Linked DNA regions of Homo sapiens: region 1 is linked to region 2. Evidence: read pairs that join two places in POLR2A ChIA-PET (ENCODE). Cell type or tissue: GM12878. All regions are shown on one strand. Links, peaks and the distances in the headings refer to the core of each region. The heading gives the core; the rest is flanking DNA.

Region 1 (3,814 bases), core at 694-3,193, 180 kb before region 2:
GCATCTGAGAGAGGCTTTGAAGAATGTCCAGGATTCCAACAGACAGTGACAGGCAAGAGGTGTCCCCAGGAGCACTGAGGAAGGACCAGCATGAGAAGTGTGGAGCCGGAGCAGCAGGGGTTCACTAGTGGCAGGTTATGAGCAGGATGCGATGGAAGATCAGGCGTGAAAGCTAAGTGGAGGCCGTACTATAGAAGACTTTCTGGCAGGGTAAAGAGATTTGGGAGAGCCCCTGACGTCTTTGAGCATAAGAGTAGCCCGAGTCAAAGTTATTTAAAGGTTTGGCCAGTGGGCAAGATGTGGGCCTGCAGAAGCACCTGGCTGGGAAGTTGGGAGCCCAAACCATCAGCTGCCCCACGGCCTTGGCATTGATGTTGTAGCACTGCCGGGCACCAGAACTGAGTCCACAGGGCATTGCTAGAGCTCACAGCCTATGGAATTCAGTTCTCAGTGCCAGGTGGCCAAAGTTCTTTCAGCCTGGACGCTGCTCTTGCATGCTTTCTTCTGTGAATCGTCTCCCGTTCCCAGGATGAGTAAGTTGAGGCCCAGGATGGGTCACATAAGGAACTTGTGATACCAAGAGAACTCCTATTCCAGGGAGGGTCTGAGCTTGGAGCTGAAAATGGGGGCCCACAGCTAAGGAAATGGACAGGAGTTCCATAAATTCCAACAGGAATTGGAGTAGGTTAAGAGGGGAGGGGGCTCAGGGCCATGGCAGGGATCCATCTGTCGCTTCCTGCCCAGATGTGTTCCTGGTGGGGCCTGATGTGGGGCTGGAGGGGTGAGGGGCTGGGGAAAGAGCCAGAACACGCACACTGAGAAGGGCATCTCTATGCAAACCAAGGGGCTTTCTGAGCTAAAGGGAGTCCCCAAGATATGGATCCCCAAGATAGGAGCCCAGCCCAGGAGTCCTAGCTCCCCAGAAATCTCCCCAAAACCCTGAATAAAGATTTGAAGTACCTGGGATAGTGGAGTGGAGGAGAAAGAGTTCCCTGAAGCACACTTTCATTTTCTGGAGAGTTCAGCCGAGGGCTGGGTGCTCCCCTCACTCACATGGCAAAGCTGCAGCCTATCCCAGAGAGGGAAAGCCAAGCCTGCGCCTCAGGGGCACCCCATCCCGACCCCTGCTTGAATCCAGAGAGAGGGACAGCCACTTACCCACGAAACCTCCTCTCTATGGCTCCTGGGGCTGGATCTGCAACGATGTTCTCAGCCGGTGCTCCTTAAATAAGGCCCCCACCCCCGCCCCAGCCGCCTCCCGCCCCCGCCCCATGCTGGCTCTTCTGAGAAAGGAGGAAGGTGTGGGAGGGCCAGGAACCCTGCCCAGAGAGCCCTTTCTAACCTCAAGCCAGAGCGGGACCCCGCCCCCGCCATTCTTTGAAGCCTCCCCTTCCTCACCTTGGTCTCTAACTGAGTTCTTCCCACCCCTTGAGACCAGCCCGCTGGGCTCTCTCTCTACTCTGCCTGAAAAATCTGCCCTTTATGCCAAATTCAAGTCCAGTTTCTCATTTTGAAGCAGGATGATGGGGAATGGAGGTGCTAGGGGAAGCCTCAGCGTAGGTTTCTAGCTTTTCCCACCAGCTAAGGCGATCCAGGCACCCAAACACCAGCTGCAAAATTCACTGGAAGGAATGGCGGTGAAAAGGCATCCCTCTGCCTCCTTTAGCTCTGTGCCGCTTCAAGCAGTACCAAAGGGCAGTGGGGAGTCTGTTCCCATTTTGGGGAGAGAGAGACTGAGACCTGAGGGGAAAGAAAATCAGGGGCTGAAGTTCCAGCCAGCTTCAGAATCCCTCAGGGCAGGGATCCCGGGAGCCCCTACCTTACAGTATGTGTGTGTCCTTGTGTCTGTGGGGTTCCCTCTCCTCAGCCCACCTTCTGTCCTCGACCCCCCAGAACTTGACTCCTGCTGCACAGAGCTGGGACTCCCCAGAGTTTGAGTTGGGAAAGGAGGGACTCCCCCTAAGAAGTCTTTTCCATCCTCCTCCCTTGAAAGCTCAGGAAGTTCTTTCTGATACCAAGTCACATGCAGCTGCCATCCAGCAAACAGGGGATAGGGGAGAGGGGAAGGCACACAGTCAGAAATGGCTTGCAGGGGTCTTGGGCCAGAACTCAGGGCAGCTCTACTGAGGAAACTTGAAAGTTCCGGGAATGGAGGGTGGTAGGGAGAGAAGAGTCATCAGTATTGTGCAATGGACAGGGGGAAGCAGGAAAGGGGACGGGGGAGGAAAGGGATGGCTGGTCTCTGGAGGACAGGCAAAGGCCTGGGGCTGTGGGCTGCCCATCACCCCCTTCCTAGGGGCCTGCCCGGCCAGAGTTCAAAGTCGCTGTCACCCCACCCCTCATTAACCCTAGTATCACCAGGCTGGAGTGGCAGTGTTTTTATGGGCAAAGCGACGCGAATGTGCCCCTTCCTTCCCTGCTACCTCCCCCAAGCAGCCAACATCTTGCTGTCTCTGAGGCCAGAAGAGGAAGGAGGCTGTTGTGAGGACCAGAGGTGGAAGAGAAAGCAATAAGCAGTCATCCCGTTTTCTCCATAGTTTCTTCTTCTTCCTTCTCCTTCTTTTCTTCTTCTTTTTTTTTTTTTTTTTTTTTTTTGAGACAGGGTCTTGCTTTGTCACTCAGGCTGGAGTGCAGTAGCACAATCACGGCTTACTGCAGCCTTGACCTCTGGGGCTCAAATGATCCTCCCACCTCAGTCTCTGGAGTAGCTGGGACTACTGGCGTGTGTCACCATGCCCAGATAATTTTTTATTTTTTAAATTTTTTGTAGAGACGAGGTTTTGCCATGTTGCCCAGGCTGGTCTCAAATTCCTGGGCTCAAGCGATCCTCCCACCTCAGCCTTGCAAAGTGCTAGAATTACAGGTGTGAGCCACTGCAGCATAGTATCTTGGCACTGCCTTAGTCCCTAGGAGAGAGGAAAGATGGGACTTCTCTCTTGGACTGTGAGCTCCCTGAGGGCAGGGACAGCTTCCGGGTCCCCAGCACCCCACGAAGGAACTAGCACTAAAAAGGGCTCATCCCTGCTGATGGGGGATGGGAAATTTTATCCTTGAAGGGGACTCTTCCCCTTGTGACCCATTTCAGGGTTCCCAAGAGGGGAGGGCTGTGGGGCTTCCCCACAGGGCAGCACCGGGAATCTGTGGCAGCAGGAACAAAAAGAGGAAGTTGAAGTCTTGTTGGGCCCTGGAGTTCAGCTCTCCTGTCCTAGACAAGCAGCCCTGCCAACATGGGGGATGAAGGCCCCGGGGGGTAGGCATGGTCTACAGGCTGTCCATGACAGGGCTCAGGTGGATCCTCATCCTGGCACCTGCTACCACTCCACCTCTCCCAGACCACGTCCAAAATCCCAGGCTCCACCCTCCGGAGACACAGACCTGTAGCTCACCCCAATCTAGGGGAGACATTGCTGTTAAGGGAATGCAAAAGGTACAGACAGGGTGGGGAAGTCAGTACCTAAGAGACCAGCCTGGGCCACGTGGCAAAAACCCTGTCTCTACAAAAAAAAAAAAAAAAAAAAAAATTAGCTCGGCGTGGTGGCACGCGCCTGTGGTTCCAGCTACTCCAGAGGCTGAGATGGGAGGATCACTTGAACCCAGGAGGTCGGGGCTGCAGTGAGCCATGTTCGCACTCGTGAACCTGCACTCCAGCCTGGGGCTGTAACAGCAAGAAAAGAAGAAAAAGAAAGAGAAGGAAGGAAGGGAGGGAGGGAAAGAAAGGAAAATAAAGAAAGAAGAAAAGAAAAGAGGCCAGGCGCGGTGGCTCATGCCTGTAATCCCAGCACTTTGGGAGGCCGAGGCAGGCGAATCACGAGGT
Region 2 (17,196 bases), core at 11,863-14,362:
TGCAGCCTACATTTGCCTCCTTTATAAACTGAGATATGATTCACATACTATAAAATTATCCTTTTCAAGTATACAATTCAGTGGTTTCTTGTATACTCACAAAGTTGTGCAACCATCGCTACTATCTAATTCTAGAACATTTTCATTACCCCAAAAAGGAACCCTGTAGCCATTAGCAGTCACTCTCCATACCCCCTCCCAGCCCCTGGTAACCACACATCTGTTTTAACTCCTTCAGAATAATCTAAAAGGAGTCCTGAGAGGACTTCAAGACCAAATGAGGGACAGCAGTCAAGTCTCTCTCACTGGTGGTAAGCTAAAGCTTTATCCAAAGTAACAGTATGCAAACTTTGCTCTTGGACACCCTTTTTCTTCCAAGAGCAACCCTCTTTTCAAATTTGGTATTATTAGAATATCTTATTACTCTAAATGCTATAGACCTTGTAGTCATCATACAGTTTAGGCAAATACTGACTGTAAATGTGGTCCAATGACATACATCTGTGAGAAAAACTAGTATGGACTTAGCCAACCTTACTGGAGAAAAGGACTTATTTCCTTCACAATAATGAGATAATATTCCTGGAGGAGTAGTGTAGGTAGTACTTATACATTTTAAAGATTCTTTCTACAAAAAGAGAAAAAAAAATCATTTTGGTTTACTGACAATGTCCAATGAACCACCCATTTCCAACAGTGATAGTCTTACCAATCAAGCCAGCAGAAAGCCTAGAAAAATGCAAACAGAAACCCTTTGCAAAAAAGGACCATGTCCAAGTCAGTTTCATGAGAAACTGGGTAGAAGTCCTAGAATTCCTGCTATCCCTCCTCCAATCTAAGTGGTACACCTTAACTGGTCATCTAACACAAGCACATTCCCTTCAGTTTTCTCTCCAAGTTAAAAACCCTTTCCCAGCCTCCTACCATTAATAAGCTTCCAGGAAAGCAGTCCTCCTGACACTGCCAATCAGAAAAATCTGTTTGTTTCCGTAAAAGAAACAAGAAATTAGTCATGGGTTGCAGAGTCCAGGACCACAGGGACAGCTGACCCATAAACCTGCTCCTGGGAGCCGGCACTGTGTGTGGGGTCAGAAGCAATATGAAGACCATAAATGCTCTATTTTAGGTCTATTCTGTCATTTTCTCAGGCAGGTAATATGCTAAAAACCAAGAACAATGTAGCAACCTTGGCAGGCACCATTTCAAGACATGCCACAGCTGTTGGCCTTGGAAAACACTACTCCCTTCCCTCTCACTCCAGGGGAAAGCTTAGCAACACCCAGAGATGTTCCTACCACCAATGAGAGAAATGGCTCCTGAACACACTCTGGTTTTACTAGTTCCAAGAGCAGATAATCTGGCTGGATTTCTGACCCAAGGACGTAAGGAAATCAGGCGTCAGACTCAACTTTGATAGCTCTTAAATAGTCTACAATTCCTAGACTGCATCATTCACCACAGGTATGGTCTCTGAGGTAAAATCTTGGGACATGTTAGCATGAAGAAAATAAGCATGGGATCTGGATTCAGTAGCAGGCAGGAAATGTGGCTCTGTCAGGATAGCAGCACCACCTCAGCTCCTCAAGGTTTGCAGAATGACCAAAAGGCCTACAAGGCCAGGGTGATCTCAGTCATTTTAGGGTATTCCCAGTCACTTATAACAACAATCCTTCACTGTGTATAAGATGTTTACCAAGTGTTTCCAATTATATTAACTTGTTTGATCCTCTTAATATCTCTTAAGAAGACAGTACTCTGAATTCAAAACCAAACAAAAAGAACTGTAAATCTCCATTCATTATATTTCCTTTCTAATTGGGATATGTAAGCTTTATCTGTAAAATTAAAAAAAAAAATCTGTGCAAGTAGCCAACATTCTAAAGCACTCAAGTACCAGTCGGTACAGGCCATAAAATAAGAACATGCCACCTAGTAGCAGCATTTGCCCTGCTAACTAGTCAACAATTGCCTCCTCTATACTTGATCCTTCTTAGCTAACATTTCCAAGCTGTTTCAATTGAGTGAAATTTGCTCCTTTAAAGAAAATATGGTTGGGAGGCCAAGGTGGGCGGATCACTTGAGGTCAGAAGTTCAACACCAGCCTGGCCAAAACGGTGAAACATCATCTCTACTAAAAATACAAAAATTAGCCAGGCATAGTGGCACACGCCTATAATCCCAGTTACTCAGGAGGCTGAGGCAGAAGACTTGCTTGAACCCAAGAAGCAGAAGTTACAGTGAGCTGAGATCACGCCACTGCACAAAAAGAAAATATGGGCTGAGCACGGTGGCTCACGTCTGTAATCCTAGCACTTTAGGAGGCCAAGGCAAGTGGATCATCTGAGGTCAGGAGTCTGAGACTAGCCTGGCCAACATGGTGAAACTCCGTCTCTAGTAAAAATACAAAAATTAGTCGGGTGTGGTGGTGCACGTCTGTAATCCCAGCTACTTGGGAGGCTGAGGCACGAAAATCGCTTGAATCTGGGAGACGGAAGTTGCAGTTGCAGTGAGCCGAGATCACACCACTGCACTCCAGCCTAGGCAACAGAGAGACACACTGTTTCAAAAAAAAAAAAAAAAAAGAAAGAAAGAAAGAAAATATGTAGGGAACTCTTAGATAACTTTAGCCCATGTTTAGGAAAGTAAAATAGATTTTTTCTCCAGATCTTCTCCCATATTTCTAATGAAAAGAAGAAATTTTCTTATTGTTTGTTTAATTTGCAGAAGCCTAAACACTATCCAATTACAGTCTGACATATGTCACTAGCCAAAAGCATTCCAGGGTTATACACTGCAGGAGCCCTTTGTGGTCAACAAAGGAACATAGCTCTGAGGCTGTCCCTTTCAGTCTGTATCTACATCCCCTTGGTTTTGACACTTTCCTCCTTTCCTGCCAGTGTATATGTGTGTGTGTGTGTGTATATATATACATAAAATAAACACACACACACACACACACACAAATATAAGGTACTTAATGTGTACATTCTCTTCTAATCACATGTACAGAAGCAATATAGAGCAAAGAGCCCTAAACCAGGCAACAGAGGCCTGAATTCTAGTTTTGACTCCACCTCTTAGGATTAGTGTGACCTCAGCTAAATCACTTTAAACTCCTCTGGGCTTTAACTTCTTTCACAAAAAGGGGACAATAGCTGCCATGCCTCCCTCACAGGGTTGTATAAAAGTTCAATAAGGTAATAAATGTGAAAATGGCTTTGAAAATTCTAAACATATGAATATATTATATAAGGTTACCGTGATTAGGAAAATAGGGGGCAAACAAAGGGACAAATGATTCTAGAACACATGAAGACTGAAAGATCATGAAGACTGAAACCAATGCAATAAACCAAGGATTGGAAAACTGCACCCATGGGCCAAATCTGGCTTGCAGATTCTTTTTTTTAAAGAAAATATAGGCCAGGCGCAGTGGCTCATTCCTGTAATCCCAGCACTTTCAGAGGCCGAGGCAGTGGATCACCTGAGGCCAGGAGTTTGAGACCAGCCTGGCCAACATGGTGAAACCCCGTCTCTACTAAAAATACAAAAATTAGGCAGGTGTGGTGGCACGCGCCTGTAATCCCAGCTACTTAGGAGGCTGAGGCAGGAGACTGGCTTAAACCCAGGAGGCAGAGGTTGCAGTGAGCTGAGTTCATGACACTGCACTCCAGCCTGGGCAACAGAGACTCTACCTCAAAAAAAAAAAAAAAAAAAAAAAGAAGAAAGGAAAATATAGGCCAGGCACAGTGGCTCAAGCCTGGAATCCCAACACTTTGAGAGGCCAAGACAGGAGGATTGCTTGAGCTCAGGCATTTGAAACCAGCCTGGGCAACATAGCAAGACCCTGTCTCTATGAAATAAACAAAAAGAAAATATATATTTCTCATTTATTTATATATTATCTATGGCTGCTTTTGAGCTACAAAGGCAGAGTTAAGTAGTTGCAGTTGTGTATGGCCCACAAAGCCTAAATTATTTACTATAAAGTCCTTTATACAAAAAGTTTGTCTATCCTTTCAATAAATCAAACACATATTTTTTACCAAGATTAGTAATCCACATACATATGGAGACTTACCTGTTATACTGTTTAAAACCTCCTTTAGATGACCGAAACTATGCAGCAGAGGATCCCGTTCTTCATCCTGTAGAACACATAGATTAAAGTAAGTCATTATTGGGCCAAAAGAGGAAAAGGAAAATAAAGGACAGATCAAGGGCTCTTTCTATGAATCCAATCAGAAAATCATTTAAGTTTTCCTTCTGAGGAAAAGAAAATTAGCCATAGTTCATATTTTTCTGTACCCTAATCTCTTATTTCGTAGAGATACTCTGGGCTTATACAAAATAGTGAATTCTTAAGTGCTAATCTATATCATCACCATAACACTCAAGCTACTACAGATTGCCAGGTCCTTTATATGTGTATTATTCTGTCTTCTCTCCCTTTTCATACCCACTATGTCATCATACATATTCATTTCAAAGATATTCCTGATGCCATGCTCACTTTTAAATCAATACATTTTTATGAAAGAACTTGAGAAATTTCCAAATGCACTTACCAACTATGTTCATATAAACTCCCAAGTTGGCAATTTCTAAACTTGCTTTTACAACTGGGCCAAAAATTGTTTTACACAATTCTACAAAAAAAAGTCCTCAAACATATATAGCAAAGAAAGCCAACTGTATAACAGGTAAGTTTCTTACTCATCTGATTGGTAAGATATGGCCTACTCTATATATGGAAGTTTGCTGAACCCCCAAGAAGGAGTACCATCACTAAGTCATGTTCTATGTATCAATAACTACCCTGATTTAAATAAATTTGATAGCTAATTATAGCCCTAAAGAATTAGAAAATAAAGAATCTTTCTGATACTTTTAGGCATACTAAAGAGGTCCCAAGCACAGGACTAGCTTAAGCTGTTTACAAAAATATTTAGAAGAAGAATGGTGTCATCTTTTGGGTCCCAGAGAAAAAAAGATAGCCTATATATCTGATGCTAGTTGGGATACAAAAAAACAAGATATCAAGAACAACTCTGAATTCCTACTATTCTCATTATTACTAGGAATTTGATTACTCTTTTAACCATGCCAACAGATCCCCTATAAAAACTTAGTGACCAGGCTATTTATCCATTTCCCACTTACCAGTGGTGTATGGGTGCTCCATCGGGCATTTCGTTTGATGGCCCCAACCACAATGTTAATCTCCCCTTGAATGATGTAAATATTCTTATCCACCATCTTGGCAAACCTACCAAAACAGTTAAGATAATAGTCTGGTTAATATTTGGTTACCCAAAGCATACCCAAGTTTAAAAATCAGTACCTGATAAGGTTAGAATTGTGATTTAACTTTTCAGTACCAAGATTTTCTTTCTTTCTTTCTTTTTTTTTTTTTTTTTTTTGAGGCAGAGTTTCACTCTTGTTGCCCAGGCTGGAGTGCAATGGCGTGATCCTGGCTCACCACAACCTCTGCCTCCCGAGTTCAAGCAATTCTCCTGCCTCAGCCTCCTGAGTAGCTGGGATTACAGGCATGCGCCACCATATCTGGCTAATTTTGTATTTTTTTTAGAAGAGACGGGGTTTCTCTGTGTTGGTCAGGCTGGTCTCGAGCTCCAGACCTCAGGTAATCCACCCGCCTGGGCCTCCCAAAGTGCTGGGATTACAGGCGTGAGCCACTGCACCTGGCCAGTACCAAAATTTTCTATACTCATAAAATCTGTTAGCCAGGTGCAGTGGCTCAGGCCTGTAATCCCAGCACTTTGAGAGGCAGAGGCAGGTGGATCACCTGAGGTCGGGAGCTCAAGACCAGCCTGACCAACATGGAGAAACCCTCTCTCCACTAAAAACACAAAAAATTAGCCAGGCGAGGTGGCGCATGCCTGTAATCTCAGCCACCCGGGAGGCTGAGATGGGAGAATTGCTTGGACCTGGGAGGCAGAGGTTGTGTGAGCCAAGATCGCCCCATTGCACTCCAGCCTGGGCAACAAGAGTGAAACTCCACCTCAAAAAAAAAAAAAAAAAAAAAATCTGTAATACTAAAATGAGATGAAGTCCATCTTATGTTATGAATCCAACTATCTGGCTCTCCTGGGGGTCTTTAGAAGTTCAAGGTAGTTCAAGATACAACTCAAAGCGAGTCAATCCAGAACATTTTTCAAAGGCACCTCAACAATCCTCAGGAAGCATGTCAAATTCTTCAAAGTCAATTGTTCCCAAAGTCCTATGATGCCTTTAAGTACACAGATACAACTGTAATGTCAGCTTGTTAAAAACAATATTTCTGGCCAGACATGGTGGCTCATGCCTATAATCCTAGCACTTTGGGAGGACGAGGCGGGAGGATTGCTTGAGCCCAGGAATTTAAGACCAGCCTGGGCAGCATATCGAGACACTCTCTCTCGCTCTCTCCTAAGTATATAGTCTTCCCTTTGTTCTTTTTAATCTACTCAATAAAAATTTAACTTGAATTTAAAGATTCAAGTTAAAGAAAAGAATAAAGGTTGTTGGAAGCATAGTGTTGGTTTAGAACCACAGTTGCAATGTCAGCGTAAAGGCTGCATCCAGACAAGGTGAAGTGGCTCACACCTGCAATCCCAGCACTTTGGGAATCCAAGGCAGGAGAATCAGTTCAGCCCAGGAGTTGAGACCAGCCTGGGCAAACAGTGAGACCCAGTCTCTACCAAAAAAACAAAACTAAAAAATTAGCCAGGCATGGTGGCATACACCTGTAGTTCTAGTTACTGGGGAGGCTGAGGCGGGAGGATCACTTGAGCTCAGGAGTTCGAGGCTGCAGTGAGCTATGACCCCACAACTGCACTCCAGCCTGGGTCACAGAGCAAGACACTATCTCTAAAAATATATAAATATAAATATAAACAAATGACTGCATCCAATCTGCCCAGTCAGCTCCAGAAAACTGGACAGTGACAGTGACAAGACCTTTGAAAAGTTCTGAAAACTCATATTAACTGACAGCAAGAAAGCATTAATATGATATGTAAATATAAAATAAAAGGTCTGTGCTAATATACCCAAACTTATAACCATAATTATTCCTAGAGAAGGTGCTGTGAAAACAGGGTGCAATCAGAGGATACTTGAGCCTTATCTGTAATCGTTTTGTCTTTTGGGGTTTTTTTGAGACAAGGTCTCACTCTGTCACCCAGGTTGGAGTCCTGTGGCACTGTCATGCCTCACTGCAGACTTGAACTCTTGGGCTCAAGCAATCCTCCTGCCTTAGCCTCCTGAGTAGCAGGGACTTCAGGCGCACACCACCAACCCAACTAATTTTTGTACTTTTTGTAGAGATGGGGTCTCACTTTGTTGCCCAGGCTGGATCTGTAATATTTTAACTTTTTACAAGAAGGTCGGGCACTGTGGCTCATGCCTGTAATCCCAGCACTTCAGGAGTGTCAAGGCAGGTAGATAACCTGAGCTCGAGACCAACCTGGCCAACATGGTGAAACCCATCTCCACTCAAAATACAAAAATTGGGCAGGTGTGGTGGAGGGCGCCTGTAATCCCAGCTACTCGAGTGGCTGAGGCAGAAGAATCGCTGGAACCTGGGAGGCAGAGGTTAAAGTGAGCCGAGATCATGCCACTGTACTCCATCCAGCCTGGGCAACAGAGCCAGACTCCATCCCAAAAAAAAAAAAATTTTTTTTTTTTACAAAGAGAATGTATTACTGTACTATCAATATAATTAAACATTAATAATGATAAGAGGTATATAATTTATGTCCTTGAGGCATTTATACAGTTTAGTGGAATAGATACAAAAACAGACACAGCCAGAGATAATAGAGAAAGAAATGTACCTAGCAAGTAGCTCAATTTGCATATTTTGCATAAGATGAGGCCCCCCAAGAAAGTGAAAAGCATGAAAACCACCATGATAAAGGAAAAAGAAACTGGTACAAATTTTGTCCAGGGGCCATGCGCAGTGGCTCACACCTGTAATCCCTAACACTTTGGAAGGCTGAGGTGGGCAGATCATTTGAGCCCAGGAGTTCGAGACCAGCCTTGGCAACATGGCGAACCCTGTCTCTATAAAAAATACAAAAATTAGCCAGGTGTGGTGGTGCACACCTGTAGTCCCAGTTGCCAGGGAGGCTGCGGTGGGAGGATTGCTTGAGGCCGGTAGATTGAGGCTGCGGTGAACCGCGTTCGTGCCACTGCACTCAAGCCTGGGCAACAGAGCGAGACTCTGTCTTAAAATAATAATAATAATGTGTCCATGCCCATGACAGCTCCCCAGTCCACAAGGGAATCCAACACAAGATTTATATTAATGACAATTTAAAAAACTAGGTTAATCTCAGAAGACTATCTGCTTTCCAAATGCTCTAGGAACACAACAACGTTCTCTTCTGAGAAGTGTCAATGATATGAATGTACAACCACGCTCTCTTCTGAGGAGGAGGAGAACTTAGAAATAGAAGAAAGATATATTCAAAAATGATTTAAAGTATCAGAAGAGAAAAGATTAAATCTTTCCTGGTATTTCCCTTTCCTTAAATTATGTAGGCAAGATGAATATGCTCTAGGTCTCTGGAAGGACTTGTAAGAAAATGCTAAGAGGTTACGGCCTCCAGGGAAAGAAACTGGATGACTATGGAACTGAGTGGTGGAGGAGTGAAAGGAAGACTAACTTTTCTCTGTATATTCTTTTTTACCTTTTGAATTTTGTGTCACAAACATATATTACCTATTAACTACTTTTAAATTTTAATCAGCTGATTGACTAAAAATGAATAAGCCCTTTAGAAAAGAAGTAACCACTTTCTAAGACAGCAAAGGTCTAAGCAAAAAATCATTGTAAAAAAGAAACATCTAGGGCTGGGCGCAGTGGTTCACGCCTATAATCCCAGCACTCTGGGAGGCTGAGGTGGGCAGATCACCTGAGGTTGGGAGTTCAAGACCAGCCTGGCCAACATGGTGAAACGCCACCTCAACTAAAAATACAAAAATTAGCCAGGTGTGGTGACACACACCTGTAATCCCAGCTGCTTGGGAGGCTGAGGCAGGAGAATCACTTGAACCCAGGAGGTGGAGGTTACAGTGAGCCGAGATCGCGCCACTGCATTCCAACCTGGGCAACAGAGTGAGACTCTGTCTCAAAAAAAAAGAAACATCTAGGGAATGAAGAGGAATTATTTTCAAGTACTATGCAGAGCTGCCTAATCTCCTTCTAGGTCTCTGAGTATGTCCCCTCACTCAGGGAATCTCCAAACAGTTGTGCCCTTCAGCTTCAGATGGGAAACTGATGAACCACTTGCTGCCTGGTAGCCAATGGCCAAGAAATCCCTTGTCACAAGGTCATAAAGGCCTGCAGAAACCTCATAAAAGTATAGTAGAAACGAACTTAAGATTTATCTTGTGTCAGAAATAACAAGAGAAATACATTCATTATGTACCCACACAAATGAAAAATTAATAGAAAAAAATAAATAAGAGAGGGAACAACTAAATAAATACCAACTAACACCCTTAGCCAGATAAGCCACTGGCCCAGAGACTCTGAGTAACATGTACCCTTGAAACCACTGTCCATTTAAAGCTGGGTCTAGAACATTCCCCTAGTGCTTTGTGGCATCCCAGTTACCTCAACAGGATCCAAAGAGGAGTCACTGTATCACTTGGCAACTCTGTCTATATCCAACAAAAGCAGGAGAAAAAGAAACAATAAATTGTATTCTTATTTAATGGAATACCAAAAATATATCTCAGGTTATTTAAATATGAAAAGCAAAACTTGAAATCTCTTAGAAGCTAATATATGAGAATATTTTCTTTTTGATTTTTTTTTAGAGATAGGGTCTTGCCATGTTGCCCAGGCTGGACTCAAACTCCTAGGCTCAAGCAATCCTTCCACAACAGCCTCTTGGGTAGCTGGGACAACAGGTGTGTGCCACAGCACCTGGCTACAGGAGAGTATTTTTATAAACTCAGCATAAGGGAGAAGTACCTAAACAAGAAACAAAAAGCAAAACCTCTTTAAAAAATTGGTGAATTCAACCATGTTAAAATTAAAAATGCCTGTTCAAAAGACAACATAAAAAAGAGGGAAAAGATAAGGCACAAACCAGAAGAAAATATTTGAGGCACATATAACTAATATAAAGGAGTAATATCCAGAGTATACAATAACTGCTACAAAACTATAAGAACTAGACATATAACCCCTCCCCAAAATTGGCAACAGAGATGAATAGGTGTTTCACAGAATAGGAAACATAAACAGCAAATAAATATATGAAAAGATTATTAGCTTCATTAATAATCAGGAAAATTACAAAATAAGATTATAATGATATACCACTTTACATTCCTGAAATAGCAAAACACTTTAAATCTGATAATACTTAAAAGGCCAGGTGCTCACGCCTATAATCCAGCATTTTAGGAGGCCGATGCAGGAGGATCACTTGAGCCAAGGAGTTTGAGAACAGCCTGGGCATCATAGCAAAACTCCATCTCTACAAAAAATTTAAAAATTAGTAGGGCATGGTGGCATGTGCCTGTAGTCCCAGCTACTTGAGAGGCTGAAGTGGGAGGATCACTTGAGCCTAGGAGGTCAAGGCTGCAGTGAGCCACGATCACACCACTGTACTCCAGCCTGGACAACAGAGTAAGACCCTGTCTCAAAAAAAAAATTGTTTTTAAGTTGGTAAAAAATGCAGACCAAGTGGCTGGTATGTATCTAAATTAATATGAATTTGAATAACAATTTGGCATTATCTTACAAAGCTAAAGCACTTCATATCCTATATTTCAGCAATTCCACTTCTAGGACTATACCCCAGAGAAGCTCACACAAAAAAATTGAGAATAGTGGCAAGCGGCAGGGAGTGTGGGGGAACTAACAGGGAAGGGCATACATACATGCAGCCTCAGTTTTGGTGATGTTATTTTTCAAGCTGGGTGGCAGCCATTGGTGCCCCATATAAGCTACACATATTCTTTGTCTAAAATAGCCCCTCGGCTGGGGGCAGTGGCTCATGCTTGTAATCCCAGCACTTTGGGAGGCCAAAGCAGGCAGATCAACTGAGGTCAGGAGTTTGAGACCAGCCTGGCCAGCATGGTGAAACCCCCACTCTACTAAAAATACAAAAATTAGCTGGGCATGATGGCAGGGGCCTGTAATCCCAGCTACTCAGGAGGCTGAGGCAGGAGGATTGCTTGAACCCAGGAGGTGGAGGTTGCAGTAAGCCAAGATTGCATCACTGGTCTCCAGCCTGGGCAGCAGAGCAAGACACCGGCTCAAAAAATAATAATAATAAAATAAAATAAAAGACCCTAAAAAGTTAAAAAGTTCCTTTTTTTTTTTTGAAACAGGGTCTCATTCTGTCGCCCAGGCTGGAGTGCAGTGGTACAATCTTGACTCACTGCAATATCTGCTTCCCAGGCTCAAGCGATCCTCCCACCTCAGCCTCCCAAGTAGCTGGAACTACAGGCATGAGTCACCATGCCTGGCTAATTTTTTTGTATTTTTTGTAGAGACAACATTTTGCCATGTTGCCCAGGCTGGTCTCAAACTCCAGAGCTCAAAGCAATCTGCCTGCCTTGGCCTCCCAAAATGCTGGGATTATAGGTGTGGGCCACCACGCCACATCATTCCTACTTTTTAAAGTCATGGTCTTTGCTGCCTCTTTGCCTTTGCATATGAAGCTCCCTTTCTATTCTGAATGTTTTTTCTCACTCTTGTCCACCTGATAAACCCTTACTCATTCCATCCAAAAGTCAATGAGGGAGTCAGAATATCACAGTGGTTCTAAGAACAATCTTAAAACCACTTATTTATTTATTTATTTATTTTTCCACTTTTTTTTTTTTTTTGAGACAGCGTTTCCCCCTTGTTGCCCAGGCTGGAGTGCAATGGCACAATCTCGGCTCACCGTAACCTCTGCCTCCCAGGTTTAAGCGATTCTCCTGCCTCAACCTCCCAGCAGCTGGGATTACATTCATGCGCCACCATGCCGGGCCAATTTTGTATTTTTAGTAGAGATGAGGTTTCTCCGTGTTGGTCAGGCTGGTCTCAAACTCCCGGCCTCAGGTGATCTGCCCACCTCGGCCTCCCAAAGTGCTGGGATTACAGGTGTGAGCCACTGCGCCCAGCCCTTTTTTCCACTTTTTTAGCAGAGTATTTTTAGTAGAGTTGGGGTTTCACCATGTTGGCCAGGCTGGTCTCAAACTCCTGGTCTCAAACTCCTGACCTCAAGTGATCTGCCTGCCTCGGCCTCTCAAAGTGCTGGGATTATAGGCATGAACTACCATGCCCGGCCACCCACAGCACTTTGTAGTTATCTCTAAACATATCTTGGCTGGGGACAGTGGCTGATGTCTGTGATCCCAGCACTTTGGGAGGCCAAGGAGGGAGCATCAGTTGAGCCTAGAAGTTCAAGACCAGCTTAGGCAACATGGCGAGACCCTGTCTCTACAAAACATAAAGAAAAATTGGCCAGGTGTGGTGGCGCACACCTGTTGTCCCAGCTACTTGGGAGGCTAAGGCAGGAGGATCACTTGAGCCCAGGAGTTCCAGGTTGCCTTGCGGTATGATCGTGCCACTGTACTCCAGCCTGGGTGACAGAGTGAGACTCTGCCTCAAATAAATAAATGAAAATAAAAATAAACACATCTTATACTAATTTATAATTATTTATTTAGTGTATCACCACCATGGGACTATCAGGCTCTATCTCAGGGGGAAAGACCATGATTTATTTACCCTTTTATCTCCAAAGCCTGACACATAGTAAGAAAAATGATCAATAAATACTAGATGAACAAATGAAATAACATCAAGACTGACTCTTCAAGAGTGGTACAGCACACATCCACCTCATGAGAAAAATGACTTCATAGAAGACAATAACTCTGAGCCACACTGGCAAACCTTTTTTTGATAATATATATTTGCTTCTCTACCAGAAGTTACAAACCTTCCATACAGGTAAAAAGAACCCACATTTACCTACCAGCCATATCATAATGCTTCTTTTTTCACGTCTATCTTCCTGACATCTCCTTAAGTGTTATTTGCACATTCACATTTTTGTGAAATATATAATTTTTAATGTAACTGTCAATTCTTCATATATGCCTTATTTTCTTTGGCTCTAAATAGCTGTTTTTAGTACACTAGTGTTTAAGTGGTTTTTTTTTTTTTCTTAATCACTTTTATGGGGTTTGGTTTTGTGTTTGTTTGGTTGTTTGTTTTGAGACAGAGTTTCGCTCTTGTCGTCTAGGCTGGAGTGCAGTGGCGCAATCTCGGCTCACTGCAACCTCCACCTCCAGGGTTCAAGTGATTCTCCTGCCTCAGCCTCCCGAGTAGCTGGGATTACAGGCGCCCACAACCACGCCTAGCTAATTTTTATATTTTTAGTAGAGACAGCGTTTCACCATGTTGGCCAGGCTGGCCTTTAACTCCTGACCTCAGGTGATCTGCCTCCCTTGACTTCCCAAAGTGCTGGCATTACAGGCATGAGCTACCACGCCCGGCCTCTTAATCACTTTTAAACATTTCCTTGGCCAGGTGCAGTAGCTCTCATCTTTAATCCCAGCACTTTAGGAGGCCAAAGCAGGAGGAATGGTTGAGCTCAGGAGTCAGAGACCAGCCTAGGCAACATAAATTAAAAAAAAAAAAAAAAAAATTAGTGGGACATAGTGATACATGCCTGTAGTTCCAGCCACTAGGGAGCCTAAGGTAGGAGGATCAGTTGAGCCAAAAAAAATCAAGGCTGCAATGGGCTATGATGACACCACTGGACTCTGGGCAACATAGTAAAATCCTGTGTCTACAAAAAACACAAAAATCAGGCAGGCGTGGTGGCACGCACCTATAGTCCCAGCTACTCAGGAGGCTGAGATGGGAGGATCACTTCAGCCTGAGAGGCAAAGGTTGCAGTGAGCCGAGATCTCACACCACTGCATTCCAGCTTGGGTGGCAGAGAGAGACTCTGTCTCAAAAAAAAATTATTCTTATCCAACTAGCAAATAAATTCTCCAAAGGCAAAAGCGCAATTTTGTTTTTCTTTTTCATGATGCCTTTGTGTCTAATACAGAGCTGGGCAAACCAAGAAAAACTGATGGACTTTCTGAAAAGGTAGATGGTAGTAGGGAGCTAAAGGACCAGCAATAGGCCCTTCTAAGGTTTATGTTCACTCAATACCTTTAAAAGCCAGAGAAGGCTGGGCGCATTGGCTCACACCTATAATCCCAGCACTTTGGGAGGCCGAGGTGGGCGGATCACGAAGTCAAGAGTTCAAGACCAGCCTGGCCAATATGGTGAAACCACATCTCTATTAAAAATACAAAAATTAGCTGGGTGTGGTGGCGTGCACCTGTAGTCCCAGCTACTTGGGAGGCTAAGGCAGGAGAATTGCTTGAACCCAGGAGGCGGAGGTTGCAGTGAGCCAAGATCACACCACTGCACTCCAGCCTGGGCAACAGAGCAAGACTCCATCAGAGAAAAAAAAAAAAAAAGCCAGAGAAACACTAAAGATGCAGAGCTTTTAACATTTCCAGAGCTGGCCTAGGAACACATCATAGTTCTGTGCTTTATTGAGAATAACCAAAGTTACTAAACTAGGAAACAACTTACTGAGCTCAAGAAATTTACTTAAAGGGTGGAAGTAAAAGAAGGTTAAACTGGGAAAAAAGCTGGTGCCCTGACAATGCATCACTGGAAAATCCTCCCAGACCTGATAATCGGGTGACCAGGGTACCTCAGCTCTAGCATGCCATCTCCTCCCCCTGTGGAGATTCTGAGAGTATCTCAAAAACCGTTTACAAGGTAAGCTACTAATATGTCCAAAGCTGTCCCTTCTGCCAGCTTGGAGATGAAAAATAAAACAAACCTTCTCTATCTCACTCCATCTTTTAGCCACTCAGGGCACCCAAGGTACAAAGGTGACAGCTGGCAGAGTAGGACAAAGAAAAAAAGTCTATGTGATTATGTATAGAGAACTGCAGTGATTAAGTCTCATAAGGCCTGCCCATTTTGTTTATTGAGGGTCATCATCCAGTAACCATTGGGCAGAATCCAGTCCACAGACATATTTTCTTTGGCCTGAAAAAGGCTTAAAAATACTTTTAACTAGTTTCCAACAATTAGAAAACACAATGATCTAAATTTCCAGTTTCTCCTGAAAAATAGAAAGAGTGGTCATTCTGTGCCTGCACTCTAAAACAGTAACAATCTGCTGAAAAAGGAGCAGTTGGCTCTTCTAAATAAAGGAATGGGTTGAGCATGGTGGTTCATTCCTAAAATCCCAGCACTTTGGGAGGCAAAAGTGGGAGGACTGCTTGAGTCTAGGAGTTCGAAACCAGCCTGAGCAATACAGTGAGACCTTGTCTCTACAAAATATTAAAAAATTAGCTGGGCATGATGGCGCACATCTGTGTTCCCCGCTACTTGGGAGGCTGAGGTAGGAAGATCACTTGAGCCCAGAGGTCAAGGCTGCAGTGAGCTGTGATCGTTCCTCTGCACTCCAGCCGGGGTGACAGAGCAAGACCCTGTCTCAATAAAAAGAAATTAAAATTAAAGACAAAAAAAAAATAAAGGCATGGGTTGTCCAGTACACAACAGTCCCCACTAATCCTAATACATTCCCATGGGACTCAATTAACTCATTTACATTACCTGCCTGGCATTTAGGCACATGAGCTCGTAACCCCTGGTTTATATGATTGGCAAACCATTACTTTGCCATCATACTTCCATGATCATTTACACTACTATTGCATCTATCGTAATTTCCACTACTACTAGAACAAATAATCACTTCTATGATCACTTCTATTATTATTGGGGTTCCAAATCAGCACACTGCTTTATTATATTTTCATTTAGTTAAACAACTGCAGTTGAACATACTGAAATATTAAAAAAAAAAAAGAGTAACAGCTAAACAGCAGCTCATTATATTTACATAGCTCTTCTAGCCTGAGGATAAAATGTCAACAAAAACATACACCCTTAAATTCAATCCCACCATTAACCCAACAACAGAATCATTCTAATCAGTCACACAGAGCCACAGGGATATAGTGTGTGATCAATCAATGAGAAGTGTCATACAAAGATTAGGGTGATCCTTGCAGTGAGTACTCTATAAATAGAGTCTCCTCAAAAGCAAGAGCTGTGTCTTCTTCCTCTTTAGCTGCCCACAGCAGCCAGTCTAAGTACCCTATCAATGAGGTTATTATGTGAAAGTGGCAGTCATCCTGACTTCTGGAAAAGAGGGAAATAAAATAGTAGTGTAACTTTGAGAACTCTGAGCTGAAACTGGGATTGGTGCCCAGCTACTGAGGAGATATGTCTATAGCCTGAGTTCCCACTGTGCCAATGAGCATCACTGTCAAGACTGGAACATACTGTCTACAAACACCATTAAAAAGAAGCTCAAATACAAGCTTGGGACTTGTATTTGAAGGATGAATTTTCTGATTTGTGGGTAGGAGTGGGAATTATTCCTATCTAGAAAATTATTCCTATCTAGAAATGACATTTAGGATTAAAAAAAAGAAAGAGAGAGAAAGAGAAAACGTTTTGATGCCTCTATAGTCACCCTTAGGCTCAACTGAGGATGACTGGATCCTGGATTGATCACACTGCCTACCCAGAGACTAGATTGCCTGTTATGCAAAGCATATCAACTCAACAGGGCAATGGCCCAAGTGAGCAAGGCAGGATCATCAAACCTGGGTACCTCCTGAGGTATGTCATTTCATTTGCTGCGTTCAACTACTTTCTTGGGGGCGGGGAGAGGGGAGGAATTCTACAACTTAGATCAGCAAGTTAAAATGCAAATAGTTTCCTGTACCATTTCCATCTAAATCAACACAGGTGAAGCATAAATAATGCCATCCCCCTTCTCCCAACACACACAAAAATTTCAATTTCATAAGGACGAAGGTAGGAAGGGAAAAGGGAAATTATGAAATTTCAATTTCATAAGGACAAAGGTAGGAAAAATTGAGTTAGTCATTCCAAGATCCTAAATAGTTTTCTCTTCTGACACTATGAGGTTTTGATCCTCCTTGTTACTACCTCATCATGCAAAAGTGCAAAGTGTTCCTGACTGCCAGGGCCAAAAGCAGGCCACAAGTCCTGATCACATACTGAAACTAATCCCAGATAGAGATAACGTTTATTGAGTGCCCACTACATAC

Evidence for each region. Peaks named below come from ENCODE experiments on the same cell type or tissue, not always from the same donor. Only the 100,000 strongest peaks of a DNase experiment are listed, where the experiment ranks them.
Region 1: POLR2A ChIA-PET joins it to region 2 with 5 read pairs; 9 of 35 experiments call an interaction of 5 or more read pairs at or near these places.

Annotation. Positions count from the first base shown.
Region 1 is chr10:102,433,156-102,436,969 of GRCh38, reverse strand. It overlaps MIR146B (microRNA 146b), which reads right to left and starts at 458; the gene lies at 386-458. RefSeq lists enhancers at 2,761-3,394, 3,395-3,814. In GM12878, for the core only: no CTCF peak of the experiment used is centred there; no DNase peak of the experiment used is centred there; H3K4me3 peaks cover 1,159 bases; H3K27ac peaks cover 1,071 bases.
Region 2 is chr10:102,247,002-102,264,197 of GRCh38, reverse strand. GBF1 (golgi brefeldin A resistant guanine nucleotide exchange factor 1) reads right to left here. Exons shown (of 40, transcript NM_001377137.1): 2 at 5,164-5,269; 3 at 4,082-4,148. The coding sequence starts at 5,259. Among named protein-coding and RNA genes, the nearest start is that of GBF1, 10 kb to the right of the region's middle. In GM12878, for the core only: no CTCF peak of the experiment used is centred there; no DNase peak of the experiment used is centred there.